2 separate regions of the Homo sapiens genome follow, and region 2 is linked to region 1. A link is a loop called in an ENCODE intact Hi-C map of the cell type or tissue named here. Cell type or tissue: prostate gland. All regions are shown on one strand. Links, peaks and the distances in the headings refer to the core of each region. The heading gives the core; the rest is flanking DNA.

Region 1 (2,926 bases), core at 249-2,748:
AATAATAACTCAATGAGCTAGGAACAGAGACTTTTAGTCAGTTTCACACCTGAAGTCTAGATGTGAAGGACTTATTTGTTTGATGTAAATATGTTTTTAGCAGAATTTATGGAAAGCTTGGCATGGCTCCTACTTTGATTGGCTCAGAAGTCAAGCATGGCCCCATTATATCTACAGAGAGGAGTGATGAGCTGTGTGCTGCTGGACTAAAGCCCAAGCGGGCTAGCCAAGCCAGAGCAGTACCCACCACACTGGCCCTGGAGCAGGACCAATGCATGAATATCCTCCCTAGTCTACCTCTGGGTGCTAATGTTTCCAATGAGATTGGGAGGCCTGGGCCCGTCTACTGGAGGAATGGATCTCAGGCTTTCAAACTGGCTGCAGAACTAACTTTACATATATCTGACTTCCCTGACTTATTAGAGCCTGCTGACCCTGGGAGATGACAGCTTTGGTTGGATGGATGAAGGTGGGGTGAGAATGATTAATAACCAGAGTTTCTCTGGAATCAACATTCATGGCAGAAGATAAGTACTAATCGGTATAGTTGTTGCACAGGCTGCTAGTTGTGTGTATTTTCAGATAACGGGGTTAGGATATTCTCTTACAGAATATTGTTACACATCTTATGGATTTAGAGAACTGGTAATATGTAGACCCTCTTATACTGTGGGTTCTTGGTACTGGCTTAGAGCATTTAGCTACTGTTTATTGGGAATACATAGTGAAAGATTAAAATAGAATAAAATTATCTGATGCTGTGTTAATTTTCAGAGTTGTTAAAATTATGTTATGTGTAAAGGAAGGGATATTTCCTATTCATACATTTAATTAGATAGATGGTGGGTAGATAGATTAAAAAAAAAAGACTTCTAAATGCTAAGAATTCATTTAAGCAGTGCATGAGATGCTCTTCATTTAATCCTTAGCACAGGTCTAAGAGTTAGGTACTGATATTATTCTCAAGAACCTGGATTTAGAAAAGATGATAACTTCCTTGCCCAAAGTCATACAGATAGTTAGTGAAAGACCTGCACTCTAAATACGGGATGTGTGCTTCCAAATTTTAAGCTAAGTTTCTACAGTGTCCCACTGCTTTTGAGGGACTCAACACATAATTGACTCTCATTCCCTTTCCTTCACGCTTGACCACCACGTCTGCTCACAGCAAGAGCAAATGCCACCTGCTTTCTCCACATGCATTCAGAACAGCTCTGTTCACACCAGGGGCATTCTTCCCAGCTGAAACTCTGGCCTGGAGTCTGTTCACACAGCCTGAGCTAATAAAGATCCAAGAAGCTCCTGGCTTCACTGAAAACATCAGAGGCAAAAGAATGCAGAATAGGAGCAATGGATACTGTCCAGAGGAAAATGGGCTCCTGTTCGAGCAGACCTTGTTTCACCTCTCAAGCAAGGGCAGAATGTGGGAATATGAGGAGTCCCAAGCTGCCATGGAAACAAATGACCACAGGTTGTACCACAGCATTATTTCATCTTTCCTAACCTCTCCCTTTAAATTCTCATATTATCTGCACTAGTATATTTAGTCATTTATTTTTTAACCCAATCATTGTTTCAGCATGCATCATTTGTCAAATGCTATGTTTGGTGTTGGAGAGATGATAAAAGGATAAGGCAACCCTGCTTACTACCTGCTAGAGTCTATTTATCTGGTGGGAAAGTCAGGTGTCTAAGCCTAGACTTGAAGGAAGAGTGGGAATTCTCCAGTAATTGGGATGAGGATGGAAAGAACTGTTTTCTGTATGAATAGGAAATGTGGTGAGGCAGGAGGGTTGGATTTGAGAGTGCATAGGATGATTTCACAGAATTCAGTCATTCAGTGTGACTTGGATAAGATATCACAGGTGGAGAGATACACGGCTGAGTATTAGGAGACGAAGCTGGCAGGAGGTGCAGGGCCAGATTGTGAATGGCAGTCTAAGCCTCTCAAAGAGTTTGGGTTTTATGCTTCTCAACACACTTAGGAAAGACAAAGTTTATACTGTATATCACATACAATTGTTAAAATTAAGGATCAGATCATAGAAATGAATCACTTGAAGCCAGATTCTGCAGCCAAATTTGGCTAAAGAAGCAACAGGGTGGAAGAAAGAGAAATGATAGAAAGCATTTAAGAGTGCAATTTGCTTTTCTCACCTGAAGGTGCTGGTGCAAGTTAGGTTTCTGACCTCTCCAACAGGCATCTTGTGCCCTGATCCTCATCACCCATCAATCAAAGAACAGCCCTGCCTATCCTACTTCGTAGTTATGAAGACTGCTACGGTTTTGCTGTGCCCCACCCAAGTCTCATCTTGAATTGTAGTTACCATAATACCCACGTGTCATGGTGGGGGGCCTCGTGGCAAGTGATTAGATTACAGGGCAGTCCCCCCATGCTGTTCTCATGATACTCAGTGAATTCTCATGAGATCTGATGGTTTTATAAGGGGCTTTCCTTCATTTCATCTGCACTTCTCTTTCCTGCTGCTGTGTGAAGAAGGACGTGTTTGCTTCTCCTTCCACCATGATTGTAAGTTTCCTGAGGCCTCCCCAGCCATGTGGAACTGTGAGTCAATTAAACCTCTTTCCTTTATAAATTAGCCAGTCTTGGGTATGTCTTCATAGCAGCATGAGAATGGACTAATACAAAGACCAAATGAACAGTGACTGGGAAAGGACTATGTACTTATTTATCTCCTCTCTCCTTTTAGGTCTCTAGCTTGAGATAGAGATATCACTCTATGGCCCACAAACTAGGAGGTTTTATTCTTCAGAAGCCAAGAGATTCTTTCTCTAACAGAGTTTCCCATGGCCTGGAAGATAACCTATGACTCTCTAACCCAGTAAGCATGGCTGCTGGCCTCTTCTCTGTTCATTCTACTCATGAACCCGATGCTCTGGTCATGTGGAATTCCAAATTTGATAT
Region 2 (2,926 bases), core at 111-2,610, 780 kb before region 1:
CCACTGCATTTGCAGTGACCTGGATGAGACTGGAGACTATTATTCCAAGTGAAGTAACTCAGGAATGGAAAACCAAACATCGTATGTTCTTACTGATATGTGGGAGCTAAGCTATGAGGACACAAAGGCATAAGAATGATACAATGGACTCTGAGGACTTAGGGGGAAGAGTGGGAAGGGGGTGAGGGATAAAAGACTACAAATAGGGTGCAGTGTGTACTGCCTGGCTGATGGGTGCACCAAAATCTCACAAATCACCATGAAAGAACTTACTCTTGTAACCAAATACCACCTGTACTCCAATAACTTATGGAAAAATGAAATAAAAAAATAAAATTTAAAGTAAAAAACACTTTTGGCTCTTTTTCTTAATTTTTTTTAAACAATAAAGATAAAATGACAATTTTATCCAATGGCAGATAAATAGAAAAAAGTTTAACTATATTAGTTATCAAAAAATACAAACAAACCTTTTTTCCTTATCGATTTGCAAATATTTAGAAAAAAAAGACTGCCCAATGACGATGAAAGAATGTGGAATTCCACCGTCTCATACACTATTGACATAAATATAAATTAGCTTTTGTGAAGGAAAAAATTTGCAATATGTATCAAAACATTCTTGACCCAGAATTTACTTCTTAGATTATCTCCTGGAAAAATAACTCTGAATGTGTATGAAGATACATCAAATAAGGATCACAGTGTGATGTATAATAAACAGCAAAATCTGGCAATAATCTAAATGTTCAACATCTGATTGATTATATAATGTATGCTACAGCCACTCTATTGGTCAGGATTAGATTTGGCCATGTGTAACAGAAAATCCTAAATAACAGTAACTTAAACATAAATGGATTTGCCCTTTTCTACCTAAACAAAATCTGGAGGTAGGTAGTTTGGGTCACAAAGTTATTTAGAACTCAGGTTCCTTCTGTGTTTTCACTATTGCTATTCTTCGTGCAAGTTCAAGCTGTCTGCTAGAGCTACAGCTATTGTGTTCACATTCAATATGGAAGAGAGGAATGGCAACGTGCACAGCTTATTGGCCAGACCTTGATAATATGTATCTGCAAAGAGACTTGGAAAGGTAGATCTTTAGCTGGACACATTGCCTACAGCTTTGGCATAAGGAACAGAAAGAAATGAGAGAGAATGGGCATTGGATAGGCCTATGGTCTTCAAAAAACCTTGCTCACATGTTCCTGAAAAGGATTTTGAGTCTGGTCATGGTGGCTCATGACTGTAATCCCAGAACTTTGGGGGGCCGGGGTCAGGACTTTGAGACCAGCCTGGCCAACATGGTGAAACCCTGTCTCTACTTAAGATACAAAAATTAGCCAGGCATGGTGGCATGCACCTGTAGTCCCAGCTACTATGGAGGCTGAGGCATGATAGTTGCTTGAACCCAGGAGGCAGAGGTTGCAGTGAGCCCATATCAGGTCACTGCACTCCAGCCTGGGCGACAGAGCAAGACTGTCTCAAAAAAAAAAAAAAAAAAAAAAAATTTTGAAAAATTATCTACCATTTTGTACTTCTTTAAATTGTTCCTGATTTTTTTTTAAAATCACAGGTGTACATGAATATGAAGAATACAACTTCTGGCCCATTGTAAATATTGACATAAAAAATAAAGCTGTTGCATCATCTCTTAAAATACACCCAATGGAATGTAAATACCATTGTGATGTAATAGCCACCATCCTCCACCTAAAACATAACTCAAACTGTTGGCAAATCTCTATTTTTCTTTTTTCTCATTCTACTTCTTCTACAGACTTTTTCCTAATATAGTATATATTTTTCTGTTTGAAAGTTTTTTGAATTGACCACCTTATACCTTTCCGCCACAACAATATATATAGAAATATAAATTTTAACTTCATGTGGCTTTAAGATTTTAAAAGTATTAAAATATTTCTTTGGATTATCATTACAATTATTAATACTAGGTGGGGAGCAGTGGCTTATGCCTGTAAATCCCAGCGTTTTGGGAGGCTGAGGCGGGAGGATCGCTTGAGCTCAGAAGTTCAAGACCAGCCTGGGCAACATAGTGAGACACTGTCTCTACAAGAAATTTTTGAAAAAATTAGCCAGGCATGGCAGTGCATGCCTGTGGTCCCAGCTGCTTGTGGGGCTGAGGTAGAATTGCTTGAGCCTGGCAAGTCAAGGCTGTGGTGAGCTATGATTGTGCCACTGCACTCCAGCTCCTGGAGGGTATGGTATCTGCATAAACTATTTGGTATTTTTTTTGGTATAGCAGATTTGTCTCTTCTCCTTTTGTTAACTTAGTCACTCTTTTTTGTTTATATCAACACAGACTCATGGATATTTATTTTATACTTTGGGCCATAATCCAATACTATCTTATTGATTTGGTTGCTCAAATGGTTCCAGCTTTGGCCATTGGATGATCTTTTAATTGGCTACTGGGTCCCTTGGAAATAATCCCATCATTTTGTCTTTTGAGCATTTTCTTACTTTTTAGCATGAGAGGCCATTTCTTTTTTTTTCTTTTTTCTTCAACCTTTATTTTATTTATTATTATTATTATTTTATTTTATTTTTGAGACAGTCTCACTCTATCGCCCAGGCTGGGGTGTAGTGGTGCAATCTTGGCTCACTGCAACTTACGTCTCCTAGGTTCAAGCAATTCTTGTGCCTCAGCCTCCAGAGTAGCTGGGATTACGGGTGAGCACCACCACGCCAGGCTAATTTTTTTTTTTTTGTATTTTTGGTAGAGATAGGGTCTCACCATGTTGGCCATGGCTGGTCTCTAAATCCTGGCCTCAAGTGATCTGCCCGCCTTGGCTTCCCAAAGTGCTGGGATTACAGGTGTGAGCCACCGTTCCTGGCCTTCAACTTTTATTTTAGTTTCAGGGGTACATGTGCAGGTTTGTTACATGGGTATATTGTTACATGG

What was found. Peaks named below come from ENCODE experiments on the same cell type or tissue, not always from the same donor. Only the 100,000 strongest peaks of a DNase experiment are listed, where the experiment ranks them.
Region 2: a loop joins it to region 1, with 10 times the contacts of the local background. A loop is called at or near these places in 27 of 110 quality-filtered maps.

Annotation. Positions count from the first base shown.
Region 1 is chr9:115,519,526-115,522,451 of GRCh38, forward strand. No RefSeq gene overlaps it. Among named protein-coding and RNA genes, the nearest start is that of DELEC1, 380 kb to the left of the region's middle. In prostate gland, for the core only: no CTCF peak of the experiment used is centred there; no DNase peak of the experiment used is centred there.
Region 2 is chr9:114,741,484-114,744,409 of GRCh38, forward strand. No RefSeq gene overlaps it. Among named protein-coding and RNA genes, the nearest start is that of TEX48, 61 kb to the left of the region's middle. In prostate gland, for the core only: no CTCF peak of the experiment used is centred there; no DNase peak of the experiment used is centred there.